Linked DNA regions of Homo sapiens: region 1 is linked to region 2. Evidence: read pairs that join two places in POLR2A ChIA-PET (ENCODE). Cell type or tissue: B cell. All regions are shown on one strand. Each heading gives the region's core, and the rest is flanking DNA. Links, peaks and the distances in the headings are about the cores only.

Region 1 (7,715 bases), core at 1,363-6,362, 510 kb before region 2:
GGGCTCAGCTCTAAGGACAAGGACGGAGCTGACGGAGCTTCCAGGTCAGGCCCGAGGGGCGGCGCGAGGCAGGACGTGGCTACGGTCAGACTGAGCCCTGAGAAGGGGCACTCGGGTGCCCCAAGGGGGTGTCTTCAGGACCCCCCACATTGGCTGACAGTGCCTGTCCAGCCCCTCTGCCTGCTGCGGTGGAAACGGCTTCGGGCCAGGCGGGGCTCCTGCTGTCTCAGGCCTTGGTGTGGAGGGGAGGGGCAGCGGCGAGCCCCTGGGGTCAGCTGCAGTTTAAGGTCAAGGTCGGAGGCCGAATCTGGCCACCAGGAGTCCTGGACAGACAGACGGGCCTTGCAGGAAGCCCCGATTGTCAACTATCATGGGGACAAGGCAGGCGCGGGTGAAGGGCTGGGGGATCCCATGGGGTGGGTGGGTGAGCTGCCTGCCACCTGCCTGCCTGACACCTCCAGAGACAGGCAGCCCCTCCCTTCCCCAACCAAGCCACCAGGGGTGCTCTCAGGGTGAGGGATAGAGGGGAAGAGCCTGTCCCTGAAATACTGCGGGCTGGGAGGGAACACGAGGGCAGGGTCCTGTGCCCCTCCCCAGCTCTGCAAGATGGCAAACGCTGTGGGCCTGCTCTCCTGAGTCACTGCAAGCCACGTGGGCAGATGGCGGGCAGCACAGGTGACCTGGGGGCACCTTCATAGTAGAGGTGAGCAGGGCGGGGGACCGGGGAGGGGACAAGCCCACCCACCTACCCTCTGCTCACCTTCCCGGGTGCCTGCAATGCTTTTAACCATCCAAAGGAAAAAATAACGGGGAGGGGTGGAAACAGGAAAAAAAAAACCCAAAAGCAAAAACCTTCTATAAAACACCCCCCTCAGCTGAGCTTAGTGCCTGGGAATCCAGGCAGAGGAGGGGCAGCCCGCTGGACACCGGCTGGCGATAGCTTAAAAAACCTTTAGATTTGATTGGGGGACGGGTGACCTATGTACAGAGGGGAGATGGGAGGGTCAGGCGTGGTCTCCCACCAGGACCACTGGGGCCGAGGACAGACTGGCCCTTTGCCGCCGCTGCGCCAGCTTGGACTGGGAGGGTGGAGACAGCTGCAGGCAGCGTGAGGTAGCTCGGACCAGGACGGGCTGGCCCTGCCCCGCGGCCTCCTCCTCAGCCAGGTCCTCGTCGTGCTGGGCCAGCTGCCGGTTCATGGCAATGGCCTCAGCCGCGAAGGACGTGAGGTCTTTGGCACAGCTGTTCCTGGGAAACGGGGTGGGGGTAGGTGGTCACCAAGAGGCACCCCTCAGGGGACCCCTGGGGTCTGTGAAGGCCCTGGGGGAAGGGGCTTCATGCCCCCCTCCCAGCCCCCACCCTGGGGCTCCTCTGAGCACCAGGGCCCCACCGGGAGCTTCACTGAGTCACCAGGCTTGCCTGCCTCCCCGACCCCAAAGCAGTTCTCCGGGTCTTTCACAAATGTCTTAACCTGGAAACCCCGCCCCCTGGACTCAGGGGTCCCGAGCACCCCTGCGGGCCTTACCTCTGCAGGACCATGGGAGTGGGCAAGGTGTTCTCCGGGGCGCACTGCAACGAGAGTGGGCGGGGGCAGGGCTGGAGAGCAGCTGGGGCCGCCTGGGGCGCTGGGTGGGGTGTCTGGCCAAGGGATGCCATGCCCATCCCATCACCAGGACCCCACCGGAGACCAGGAGTGCACCTGGGTGCCCCGGGAGCCAAGCGCCCACCCCGAGGTCCCTATGGTGAGGCTCCATGTCCCCCTGCCCAGGGAACCCGAGGCTGGGCCAGGCTGAGGCCTGGTGTTACAGGACCCAGTGAGGGTGGGGGCAGAGCCCCAAGCCCCATCTCTCCCGGCTGTTCCCAGCCCAAACCCACCTCCGCCCCCCTCTTAACCCATGGGTCTCTGGATGCTTCTGCAAGGAGATTGGAGGCCCCCAGCCCCTCGCCTGGGGACACAGAGTGACCCCAGCTTCTATTTTTAGTAAATCCTCACTCCCTGGGGTGGCAGCTCAGCTCAGATGACCTCTGGCAGGAGAAACACCCGACTCCTCCTCGACTGGAGGCCACACAGGGAAGGGTGGAGGCACAGCCTGGGCTTGAGACTGACGGCAGGCTAGGCTGGGGTCTATGTGAGCTGGGCTCGCTGCCCGCTTCGCTCCAGCCTGCTGCAGGCTGTGGGTCCCCACCACCCTCCAGGAAGGTTCTCTGAGTAGCTGCTCCTGGGAGCCGCCTGGCTGGCCAGCGGGCACCGTGCACAGGCGGGCGGTGGGGATTTCGGCTGCACCCCTCATCCCAGGGCAGAGCCTGTGCTCTCAAGCCTCAGTGCATCTCAGGGTGTCCAGGCTACACCCTCAGGGCTTCCCATGCTCGCTCTGAGGCCACCCTGCAGCGCCCCCATACCCCTCCTGCCGCCCGTGCGGCTGGTACTCACCCCCTGAACCCAGGGGTGCTGCAGGACTTGGGCGGCACTCAGCCTCTGCTTGGCGTCACGGACCAGCAGCTTGGAGATGAGGTCTTTGGCAGCGCAGGAGATGTGGGCCCAGTCCTTGTCGGGGAACTCGTACTTGCCCTCCTGGATGCTCTCAAACAGCATGTTCTGGGGACATAGAACACAGGGGAGCTTAGACCTGCCCAAGGGCCTGGATACTGTGCACTGACACGTGGCTCCAACCGGACCCCAACCAGGCCCTAGACCAGGCCCTAGACCACGCACGCCTGGGGCAGAGGGGGCTGGGAGCCGGACCAGGAGAGTCAGCTCCACCCAAGTGGAGCTGGATTTACAAAAAAGCAGCTCTGAGGGACCTGGTTCCAGGGACCACAGGCCACAGATGCTGAGCCTTAAGCCGCGGGCAGGGAGCCTGAGCCTGATCCCCCCAAACCAGGGGCCTCACTCCACCTCTCAGCTCTCTGAACCCTGTCTGGGGTTTCCCTTGGGCAGGCAAACCTGAAAAGCCTTCGGGAAACTGGCAGACAGGGCGGCACTGCCCTGTGGATGGCATCAGGGAGTAGGGCACACCGGGCAGGTCCCCAGGGGTTAGGGGGAGTACAGAGTAGGTCCCCGGGGGTCTGGGGAGCACACAGGGCAGGTCCCCGAGGGTTAGGGGGTGGTCAGGGGGCAGGTCCCCTGGACTTAGAGGGTGCGCAGGGCAGGTCCCCTGGGGTTAGGGGGTGTTCAGGGCAGGCCCGGGGGAGGAGGGTGCCCAGGAGAGGAGGGTGCGCGGGCCGCCGCACCTGGCAGGCAGGGCAGGCCTCGCCGCGGTCCCAGCCGCAGTCGCTGCCACAGCGGCCCACGAAGGGCGGGTAGCCGCTGAGTAGGATATACAAGATGACGCCCAGGCTCCACAGGTCGCAGCGCTTGTCGTAGATGCTAGCCTCCTCGCTGAAGGCCTCCACTACCTCCGGGGCCATGTACTCCGCCGAGCCGCACTGCGGGCGGGGGAGGGGCGCGTCAGCCGGGGTTTCCCAGCATTACGTGGGAACCGAGCCCGGGTAACTGCGGGTCACCTGCGCCAGCCGGCTCGGACCCCGCCCCGCCGGGCCCGACCAATCAGCGGCTGCCGGGAACGCGCCCCCGCCCAATCAGCAGGTGCAGAGCTCGCCCCTCCCCCGCCGCGGCCCCGCCCCACCCGGCCAAACACCGACGCGTTGGGGCGCCTGCTCGAGGCCCCGCCGCGACACCCCGCCCAACCAATCAGCGGCTGTTGCTAGGCGGAAGCCCGAGCTCCGCGGCCTGGAGCTGCTGGATGGCCCAGGCTCCGCGAGGTTATGCAACCGCAGAGCAGGCGGCCGAGCCCCCAGCCCTCCCCGCGGGCCCTCACCGGAGTGAGCAGCTCCGGGGTGGAGATAGGGGAGCAGTCCCCGTTGAGTTTGATGCCGCTGCCCAGGTCGAAGTCACAGATCTTCACGGGGGAGACCTGGGAGGGGCCAAAAGGTCCGTGAGCCTGGGGTCCCACGCGGTCCACCCCTCCCGCGGGGCCACCCTGCCGGAACTGGCCTACCTGGTTGGGGTGCTCACAGAGGATGTTTTCCGGCTTTAGGTCCCTGTGGGCGATGCCTGGGGGAGAAGCCACAGAACCACGACGGGGTGAGGGTCTGGAGGTCTTCCAGGAGTCCTTGGCAGGCGGCCCTAGGAGACTCCGGGCGGGGTCACCACCTACCTTTGTTATGCAGAAAGTCCAAGGCGCTGGCCACGTCCTGCACCACCACGCTGGCCTCCAGCTCGTTGAAGTGCCGGCGCTTGTGGATGTGGCTCAGGATGGAGCCTGGGCAGGGCAGGGCAGGGCAGGACAGGGGGAACACGCAGGTCACCTCAAAGTCCCCTCAAGGCCAGCACCCACCTCCACTTTGGCGGGGACGCCCCCACACTGGCTTCCTCCAGCACAAAGGCCTCACCCCTGAGCCACCATTTGGGCAGGACACTCACCCCACAAGCCCCCTCCTGCAGGTGGCACTAGGCCCCCATCCCGTAATACCTCCCAGCTCCCTCCCTCCTCACAGCCTGGAGCCCCCAGGTACCTCCCCGCATCTTCTCAAACACCAGGTAGAAGCGGTCCTCCTCCTCGAAGAACTCAATCAGCTCTAGGACGTTCCTGGGGTGGGGGTGGGGGCAGGAGAGGAGCTGAGGCTTCCTGAGGCCCCTGGGTACCTGCTGCCCGGCCTAGGAGGGGCCCACCCTCTTGGTGCTGGCCTGTCCACCGGAAGCTGGGACTGGGGCAATAGGCCAGCTTCACACTGCCCGCCTGGGGCTGTCAGCCAGCCTGCTTCAGGGAGGGGAATGCAGGGCCTGGGAAACTGGGTGCCCTACAGACGCTTGCTGGGGGTGATGTGGCACTCAGGCCCTTCATCCACTGAAAGACAGCTCAGGCCAGTGCGGTGGCAAGGGTGGCTCACCTACCTGTGTCCCTGGCACTGGTACAGCATCTCCACCTCCCTGAAAACCCTGCTCCGAATGTGGCCTGGCTGCTTCTCAATGATCTGAAACAGGCGAAAGGACACAGCACCTGGGTTGGTGGGACGCTCATAGTCGAGAAGGGGCCAGAAACTCCACTGCCACGGCTGGAATTCACCACACTTAACGCCCTGCAACTCTAGAAAGCAGGGCTCACGCCTGTCATCCCAGCACTTTGGGAGGCCAAGGCGGGTGGATCATGAGGTCAGGAGATTGAGACCATCCTGGCCAACATGGCAAAACCCTGTCTCTACTGAAAATATAAAAATTAGCTGGGTGTGGTGGTACACGCCTGTAATCCCAACTACTTGTGAGGCTGAGGCAGGAGAATCACTTGAACCCGGGAGGTGGAGGTTGCAGGGAGCTGAGATCGCGCCATTGCACTCCAGCATCCTGGTGACAGAGTGAGACTTCGCCTCAAAAAAAAAAAAAAAAAAAAAAAAAAAAAGCCAGTGGAGGCTGCTCTCCACCTGTGACCCTGACAGCCCTCAGAGACACATTTGAGACCTATGACTTCTGCAAAATACCCCCACAGGACGTGAGGGTTCCCTGCCCTGGGCGGCCACCCTCCCTGACCCAGAGACAGTCAGCTGTAGTCCTCTTTCCCCACAGGGTGGGTACCTGGTCACCCATAGAACTAGGGAGGCCTCAGGACACCTGGCTGCCAGCCCACCAGGCCCCACCTCACATGTGGCCACAGCACCAAGTCCTGCTCCCCAGCTCCGTGCCAGCCTGGGCAGACACTTGCCTGCCGCCTCAGCCAATATCTGTTTCGGGCCCACCCTGGTTGGCTGTCCCAGCCACTGGCGGATCCAGCCTCCCTGAGCCCCAGAGCCTCAGGAAGCCACTCTACTGCCCCCAGCAGCTCCAGCTGCTCCCTGCCACCTTCACTCACAGAGGTGGGGTGAGGAGGCGTCTGCAGCTTCCCCTGGCACCTGCTGGGACCCTCCTGCCAGGCTGGACATGTTAGCCCCTCTCACTGGGCGGGTGCCTGGCTGCATGAGCACTCTGCCCAGGGTTCCCTGCCCAGTGCGATGGCCTGGTGGCAGCAGGGATGTGGCATTCCACCCTTGAGTCCCTGGCTCCTGCCTCTGCAGTCCCATGTCTATACTGACAGACAACACTGTCCCAGCGAGGGGCAAGAGAACAACTGGACGCCAGGGTGTCCTGAAATACCACCACCCAGGCCGCTGCTGAAAGCTGTGCCCAGCAGGCACTGCAGATGGTTCTGGACAAAACTGAACCTCGTCCTGTCCCTTGGGTGGCTGGCTAGAATGCTGCTTCAGGGAGGGGGCGCAGCCCCTCCTGGCATGGAAGGGGCCTATTCTGAGGTCCCAGCATGGGGGCTCTGCATCCAGCCAGCAGCCTCACGGCACCAGGTGACCCCAGGGTGGCTTCCCGCAGCATGACCCCGAGGGCAGAGGGCCCACACCCCAGTCCCCATAGAACGAAACAACGCTCCTCAGACCCACAGGCCCAGCGATTCGCCTCTCTGACTCGCCCAGGACACCTCCTCCTCCCACTGCCACCTGGCCAGACCAACTCCCGGACGTCAGTGGCCAACAACACCTCCAGCAGGAAGTCCCCCAGGCTCTGCAGATCCCAACACTGACCACACCAGGTCAATGTGGCAAGATGACCAGGGAGGTGGCTCTGAGACACCAGTTAGGATCCCCCAGAGGCCACACAGCATGAGTCAGGCTACCTAACCCCCTGAGCCTCAGTGTCCCTATCTGTCAAACAAAGACAGGAAGCAAGGCTGGGCCACCAGGAGAGGGCTGTGCTCAGAGGAACGCCTGCTGTGTGGAAGTGCTTCCGGAGGGGCCTAGTGCTCCTGCACCATTGCCTTGGCCTGCCTGGGGGCTCCCAGGAGGCAGGGACCGTCCGTACTGTGTCTGTCCCTGCCTGCTGCCACTGTGGTCCCAGCACCTAGCCAGTAACCTCCCCAGGTTGGCCACCCCTCTTCTTCCTCCTTCTCCTCAGAGGAAAGCTCTAGCCTGGCCGTCCACCAGGACCCACAGGCTCCTGGCGAGCCCTGCTCGCCAGGGCACACCTGGCCCTCTTTCCCAGGCAGCCAGCCCTCCTGGGACCCCACCCAGCCCGGGAGCCGGATGCCAGGTCACGAGGGAAGCCTGGAAGATTTCTTGGAACACGGGATCCAACCGGCCCACAAGGTCACAGGGTCACAACCAGAGCCTCAACAGGGCTCCTGCTCCCAGCCCTTCGGCCACACCCTGGGTCCAGCAGCCGCCCAGGGCTAGAGTGACACAGGGGGCTCTCACGGGCCTGCACTGAGGTTCCCCAAACGCAGAGCCCCTCTGGGCCCTGGGATATGACATTGCATTTTGATCCTTGAAACCAAACTGTCATGTACCCTCAGGGACAGCTCAGAGGCAGGGACGGCCCAGGGGACCCAATGGGCACAGTGCCTCTGTCTGAAGCCCCCACCCTGGTACCAGAGGGGCCACCCTCACTGTCATTCCCGACTGGACTCAGGGCCCGGTGGCCACTTTTAGACACGGGTCTTCCCGGCTGTAGGACGGACAGCCGGAATGCCACACACTGTTTCCACCCCCGCTCAACACCGATCCCAAGGCGCTGGGTTCCCCAGGGCGCGGCGCGGGCCCACCTTGACGGCGTACTCCTGGCTGGTGATCAGGTTGATGCAGGTCTGCACTCGGGCATGAGCGCCCTCCCCCAGCACATCTTCCTGCAGCTGGTAGACGTCTGCCGGGCAGCGGGGCGGGCGTGAGAGGGACCCTGGCTT
Region 2 (7,715 bases), core at 1,070-6,069:
GCAGGCCGGGGGTGAGGGCGGGGGTGACAGGGGAGCCAGCACACTTGTTGTGCACAAAGTTCCTTGTGACAGTGAGTTCGTCTTGGCCTCTGTCCCAAGATGAGGTTTTGATGACACGCATGGAATTTCTAACAATGAAATGGAGTGTGTGGTTTTGCTCACGCTTACATCCCCTTTTCTTGTCTATCCAAATTCCATTACGCCTTTTCTTGCTAATGCAGAAACACGGCCAAATCCTGGGCTGCCCCAGGAAGTGCCGAGGCCTCTTTCCGCTCTCAGTGGAAAAGGGAAATGTGGCTGCCTTGGGTCTGGGGTGCCCTGATTCTCAGAATCCCTGTGGGATGGGGAAAGAGTGTTTGGGTTGAGACTGGCTCACAGGAAGTGGGTAGAATGCAGCAGAAGGAGCGGCTGGGAGGCACTCTCTCATCCAGCCCCCGTGGCGACCCTCCTTGCTGGCTTATTTTGAGACGGAGTCTTGCTCTGTCGCCGAGGCTGGAGTGCAGTGGCGCAATCTCGGCTCACTGCAACCTCCGCCTCCCGGGTTCAAGCGATTCTCCTGCCTCAGCCTCCTGAGTAGCTGGTAGCTGGGATTACAGGCATCCAACACCAAGCCCGGCTAATTTTTTTATTTTTTGGTAGAGTCGCGGTTTCACCATGTTGTTCAGGCTGGCCTTGAACTCCTGACCTCAAGTGATCTCCGCCCACCTCAGCCTCCCAAAGTGCTGCGATTACAGGCAGGAGCCACCGCTCCCGGCCACCTCTGCTCACCTCCTCACCAAGCCCCAGCTTCTGTGACTGTCCCCCAGGGAGAGTGACCATGGCCCTGCTGGGCTCTGAGGGGCTTGTGCAGATGAGCAGGTGGCCTACACAGCCTGAGGGACCACCAGCTGCTCTGTGGCAAGTCTCGTGACTCCAATCCCGCTCTGCCTCTGGCCAGCCCCCGGGCCTTGCCACATCTTTTGGTTGCCGAGCCTCAGTTTCCCCACCTATAAAATGGGGACAATGAGCCCTGCTCCCCAGGGATCCTAGGAGAACTAAAGGAATTGGAGCAGTGGACCTGGCCTGCAGGGGGCACGGGAGAGGTATCTGCTGAGTCGCTGAGTAGGGGGAGCTGAGGATCAGGGAGGCGTCAGTGGTGGGGATGGCCCGGCTGCTGGGAACAGGGCCAGGGGACTTAGCCAGGGCCCGACGAGAGCTGCCTGATGTCATTGCTGGAGCCTCTTGTCATCCCTCCCAGCAGATGCTGCAGCATAGGGACCTAATCCCCACGGCACGTGGCCACATGGCTGGCAGCTTGAGCTTGCGGCCTGGAGACACCTGAGCCTTGCCCAGGCAGCTCCGTGCCACCTGCCGTCCAGCCACGCTGCCATCAGCCAGCACTTGTGTGTCCCAGAGGACGGGGCTCAGGGCAGGCTCCAGGGACCTCACCCTGGCCGTTTGACCTCCAGCAAAGGAGGTCTGGTCTCCCGGTCAGAAAACAGGAGAGAGGGCAGGGACTTCTCCATGGAGAATATATTCATGGAGAAGGACGTAAAAGGATCCAGACCAGACACCACGGGCACATGCGACCCCTCGGCCATCGGCCAGGTTTTAAATCATCACTGTCTTCGTCGTCATCCTGAGTGTCATTTGTGTGGGGGCCGGGACTAGGGTGAGGCCATGCGGCACTCACCTTGGGGGCAAAATCTAGGGAACGCCAAAAAGCCCTGCCGTGCTGGTAAATTATATTTTCATACAATCTTTTATTATTTATATAAAAATATATTTATATGTATTTATTAATATATATTTATCTATTATCTATAATATATAAATATGCATTTATAAATATATAAACAAATATATATTTATAAATATATAAAAACACATATACATATTTATAAATAAAATATATATTTAAAAAATATATATATATACACACACATATTTTGAGACAGAGTCTCGCTCTGGCCCCCAGGCTGGAGTGCAACGGCACGATCTCAGCTCACTGCAACCTCTGCCTCCCGGGCTCAAGTGAGTTTTCTGCCTCAGCCTCCCAAGTAGCTGGGATTACAGGCATGCGTCACCACGCCCGGCTAATTTTTTTTATTTTCAGTAGAGATGGGGTTTTGCCATGTTGGCCAGTCTGGTCTCGAGCTTCTGACCTCAGGCGATCCACCCACCTTGACCTCCCAAAGTGCTGGGATTACAGGCGTGAGCCACGGCGCCTGACTGCTTGTGTGTTCACAGCTGCCCCCCAACGCTTGCATTCCCGCCTGAGCTCCGCCTCCTGTCCCATCAGCAGTGGCATCAGATTCTCATAGAAGCGTGAACCCAATTGTGAACTGTGCATGTAAGGGATCTTGGTTGCACGCTCCTTATGAGAATCTAATGCCTAATGGCCTCGACTGGCCAACATGATAAAACCCCATCTCTACTAAAAAATACAAAAAATCAGCCGGAAATTGCTTGAACCCAGGAGGCGGAGTTTGCAGTAAGCTAAGATCATGCCACTGCACTCCAGACTGGGCAACAGAGAGAGACTCTGTCTCAAAACAAGCAAACAGAAATAATCTAATGCCTGATGATCTGTCACTGTCTCCCATCACCTCCAGATGGGACCATCTAGTTTTTATTTGTTTGTTTGTTATTGAGACAGAGTCTCGCTCTGTTGCCGAGGCTGGAGTACAATGGTGCGATCTCGGCTCACTACAACCTCCGCCTCCCGGGTTCAAGCGATTCTCCTACCTCAGCCTCCCAAGTAGCTGGGACTACAGGTGCCCACCACCACGCCTGGCTAATTTTTGTATTTTTAGTAGAGATGAGGTTTCATCTTGTTGGTCAGGCTAGTCTCGAACTCCTGACCTCAAGTGATCCACCCGCCTCAGCCTCCCAAAATGCTGGGGTTATAGGCGTGAGCCACCACACCCAGCCCAGGGACCATCTAGTTGCAGGAAACAAGCTCCGGGCTCCCAGTGATCCCACATTATGGTGAGTTGTGGAATTATTTTATTATATATTACAATGTCATAATAACAGAAACAAAGTGCACAAAAAAAGTAATGCGTTTGAATCGTCCCCAAACCATCCTCCCGGCTCCACCCCCCCCACCTCCCCACTGTCTGTGGAAAAACTGTCTTCCACGAATCCACTCCCTGGGGCCAAAAAGGTTGAGGACTGCTGCCTTAAGGAACCAGAAAAGGAAGAACGAAGGCAGCCCCAAGCCAGCAGGAGGAAGGAAATTGTAAAGATCAGAGCAGCGATAAACGAGACAGAGATGAGAAAAACTGGCGAGTCGACGAAACCAAAAGTTGGTTCTTTGAAAAGAGCTAGGTGATTGACAAACCTCTAGCGGGGCTGACCAAAAGCAAAACCAAAAAAAAAAAAAAAAAGAGGAAATAAGATGCAGATAACTACACGCAGAAACGAAAGGAGGACATTACTACCAACTGTATGGAAATAAAAGGCATTATCAGAGAACACGGTAGCATTATGAACCAGTGTGTGACATCCAATTAGGTAATCTACACGAAATGGACAAATTCCTAGAAAAACGCGAATGAAACAGATCAGCGATGGTTTCAGGTTCAGCTCACATCTCTTAGATACTGACATGCCAGCATGGTGCTGAGCATATATATATATACATATATATATGTAATATACATTTTATATGCAATATATATGTTATATATTATATGCAATATATTATGTTATATATTATATACTATATATTATATTTTATATGTACATCTCATTACATATATGTACACATTACATGTAACATCACATTACATATATGTAATATCACATGTAATAAATCATATCACATACACGCACATATTACATGCAATATATCATACTACATACATGCACACGTTACATGTAATATGTTATATTACATACATGCACACGTTACATGTAATATGTTATATTACACACATGTGCACATTACATATAATATATTACATATATGTACATATTACATGCAATATATTACATATATGCACATATTGCATGTAATGTTATATCACACACATGTACGTATCATGTGTAATATATCACATACATGTACATATTATATGTAATATTGCATACATGTACATATTATATGTAACATTGCATACATGTACATATTCTATGTAATATTACATACATGTGCATATTGCATGTAATATATTGTATGTAATATATTATATGTAATATATATTACACATATGTATATATTATATGTAATATATATTACACATATGTATATATTATATGTATATATGTATACACAGTGGCGTGCACCTATAGTCCCAGCTACTCAGGAGGCTGAGGCAAAGGGATTGCTTGAACCCAGGAGTTCAAGATTGCAGTGAGCTATGATATAATAGTATATTATAGCAGTGAACTATAATATATTATATATAATATATAATATATATATTTTTTTCTTTTCTTTAGAGACCTGGTCTCACTCTGTTGCCCAGCGTGGAGTCCCATGGTGCAATCACAATCACAGCTCACAGTAGCCTCCACCTCCTGGGCTCAAGTGATCCTTCTGCCTCAGCCTCCCAAAATGCTAGGATGACAGGCACGTGCCACCACACTGGGTATATTTTTTAAGAGACCGGGTCTCACTCTGTCACCTAGGCTGGAGTACAGTGGTGCAATCATAGCTCACTGCAACCCCGAACTCCTGGGTTCAAGCAATCCTCTTGCCTCAGCCTCCTGAGTAGCTGGGACTACAGGCGCACGCCACTGTGTATACATATATATAGGTATATGTGTGTATAAAATATATATGCTATATATATATATATATTTTTTTTTTTTTGAGACAGAGTCTCACTCTGTTGCCCAGGCTGGTGTACGGTGGCATGATCTTAGCTCACTGCAACCTCCATCTCCCAGGTTCAAGCGATTCTCCTGCCTCAGCTTCCAGAGTAGCTGGGATTACAGGCACCTGCCACCATGCCCTGCTAATTTTTGTACTTTTGGTAGAGACGGGGTTTCGCTGTGTTGGTCAGCCTGGTCTCAAACACCTGACCTCAGGTGACCCACCTGCCTCAGCCTCCCAAAGTGCTGGGATTACAGGCGTGAGCCACTGCACCTGGCTATTTTTATATTTTTGTATCTATATGCTTGTTTAATCTTTGCAACCTTCCTGCAAAACGGAGAACGTCATCTCCACTGCAGACAGTTGACGCGAACCCACCCAAACGGGGCAGAGCTGGTAAAAGGGGATCTGGGATTTGAACTCAGGTTTCCTGGCTCTGAGCCCGGAGCCCTTTTATGGGATGACTCAACCTCCCAAAGTGTCAGGCACACATAAAAGACTGGGGCTTGTTTGTTCCTTTTTCTAAAAAACAAGAGATTCCAACCTCATGAAGTAAGAGAAAATGCCACATACCTTTTTTAGTTTTCCCAGGAATCACAGCTTGCTGTACACCCTGTTTAAAAAAGGAGAGAGAAAGAGAAAAGCATGGTTACATATTTTTTACTTACAAGGAACTCACAGAGCTACCTCCAGCTTTTATCGGAGAACGACGTTGCTGTCCCCAAAAATGAGGCATGGGAATTCGAAAGGGCCGTGCCCTCCGGAGAAAACGGGGGCAGAATCCACTTTATTCTTTACCACCGATCCGTGCGGAGAAGACCTGGATGCTTCTCTTGCTGGACAACAGGGCAAATTATCTTCCAGAAACTTGTGTTATTCCATTTCAGAACAAGGAAGCCCCAACCCCACAGTCAAAGTCCAGTCCATCAGACACACCAGTGCAAGAAAAACAAAATACCCAGGCACGGCGCCTTCCCATGGAATACTTCGGTGTTTTTCCATCTCTGATTTCTACTTTTATGTAAGCCACGTGCCGGGCAAAGGGAGAGGTGGAAAGTGGAAACTGGGGACAAACCAATTAACCCCGAATGGAGGAAGTGACAGGTATACGGGGGGCAGGAAGGCCGGGGGTCTCATGTGAGCCGCCCAGGGCCAGGAGGTCAATAGGAAGGAAAGAACGTCTCCAGGCCCCGGTGATTGGTCTCCGGGGGTCGGGGCGGTTGGGGCCTTTGGAGCTGCGGTTTTCCATGGAACGGAATCCTCTGTTCCAAGCCGGACCCTGCACAGGGCCAGGCCCCGTATCCGTCTCCAATGCACAGTGCACGGATCGCGAGGGGGGGCCCACGGCCGTCTCCAATGCACAGTGCACGGATCGCGAGGGGGGCCCACGGGGACCACCTTCCGTGGTCTTTCCTGACTCCCACTAAGGTCTGGAGGGAGATCCAGGCAGCGATCTGCCCCCTCCAGCTTCGCGGCAGCCTCCTATTTCGTGGACAAGGAGGCCCGAGGCAGGCAAAGGCCCCTGCCTTGCGGAGCGTCTACACCGGCCGAGGTCATGGGGCCGGGACTTGCGCACAATGAACCCAGATGCCAGGTTCTGTGTCTCCCGGTTAGGCCACCACTGCTCTGCTGCTGAGCCGGCAGCCCCACTTGGAGAAGCCAGGAGCTGCACCACTGTCAGCTCTAGGGGAGGCCCCGTCCTGCCTAGCGGGGCTCACCCTGCAGTGGGCTTGCCCGGCGAGGTCAGCAGACGCCCCTGCACCGGGCCCAACCCAGGCCCAGCTTCCTGAGCTGCTCGAGGCCGGGCTGGGCCGGGTTCACGTGGCCAAGGCTGTTTCCCTCCTGCCCTGAAGGGCCCCTGTGGTCTCTGAAGCCGGCCAGGCCCCTCTTCCGTCACAAACATTTGCTATTTCCACAAACCAATGGGTTTTTTTCCACCGACACAAAGAAGAGCCACATGGCTGCTGCTCCTGGGCTGGAGTCCGGGCCACCCACACACGACACTTTCTCAGCAGCCCTGCGCCCCGGGGCTGCATTGGAGGCCAAGGAAGCTGAGGTCGGCGGGAAGCCTCCTCACCTTGCAGCCCAGCTGGGGAGGCCGAGTCCCGGCTTTCCCAGAGGCTCCCGGGTCTCAGCTGCAGGAAGGCGGTGACTGAGGTCACCTTCTCCTAAGCCAGGGTCTCTCCTCCCACCCAGCAATACGGACACCAGCGCCGGATTGTTCTCCGGGGCGGGAGCATCCTGGGCTCTGCAGGGTGGTGAGCTGCGTCCCTGGCATCCACCTGCTCCGTGCCAGGAGCACCCCCCAGATGTGTTGGCCACAAATGTCCCCAGACACTGCCCCGGGTCCCCTGGGGGGCAGAATCACTCCGTGTGAGATCCCTAACCTCTTAGTGACCTAGAGACATCCAGGGGGGCTGCCTCCCCTCCCACCTCTACACACACACACGCACACACAGACACACGCACACTCACACACATATGCACGCACACAGACACACGCACACACGTGCACACAGGAATACTCAGACACACGCACACACGTACACACGTGTACTGCACACTCACGCACATGCACACAAAGACACGCGCACACACGTACACACAAGACACGTGCACACACATTTGCATGCACACACAGACACACATGCACACACAGACGCACATGTGCACACACACGTGCACACACATTTGCACACACAGACACGTGCACACACAGAGGTGCACATACACGCACAGACACACATGTGCACACAGACACACACATGTGCACACACACAGACACACACACACGTGCACGCACACATGCACGCAGGAGCGAGCGCCTCCACCCAGCCCTGCATCTGAAGCAAGGTCCTGCTAGTAAACATGCACAGACTCAAGAAACGAGGGGCTGCAGGACTTTTCCTCC

What was found. Peaks named below come from ENCODE experiments on the same cell type or tissue, not always from the same donor. Only the 100,000 strongest peaks of a DNase experiment are listed, where the experiment ranks them.
Region 1: POLR2A ChIA-PET joins it to region 2 with 5 read pairs; 3 of 35 experiments call an interaction of 5 or more read pairs at or near these places.

The regions. Positions count from the first base shown.
Region 1 is chr19:2,038,609-2,046,323 of GRCh38, forward strand. MKNK2 (MAPK interacting serine/threonine kinase 2) reads right to left here. Exons shown (of 14, transcript NM_199054.3): 5 at 7,578-7,675; 6 at 4,895-4,974; 7 at 4,516-4,589; 8 at 4,158-4,262; 9 at 3,999-4,054; 10 at 3,819-3,914; 11 at 3,232-3,426; 12 at 2,432-2,596; 13 at 1,526-1,569; 14 at 1-1,248. The coding sequence ends at 1,005. Among named protein-coding and RNA genes, the nearest start is that of MKNK2, 8.8 kb to the right of the region's middle. RefSeq lists a silencer at 3,360-3,829. In B cell, for the core only: no CTCF peak of the experiment used is centred there; DNase peaks (open chromatin) are centred at 1,863, 3,563 and 5,563; H3K4me3 peaks cover 1,339 bases; H3K27ac peaks cover 4,648 bases.
Region 2 is chr19:2,549,772-2,557,486 of GRCh38, forward strand. GNG7 (G protein subunit gamma 7) reads right to left here. Exons shown (of 5, transcript NM_052847.3): 3 at 5,378-5,417. Among named protein-coding and RNA genes, the nearest start is that of MIR7850, 77 kb to the right of the region's middle. RefSeq lists an enhancer at 6,902-7,515. In B cell, for the core only: no CTCF peak of the experiment used is centred there; a DNase peak (open chromatin) is centred at 3,320; H3K4me3 peaks cover 703 bases; H3K27ac peaks cover 752 bases.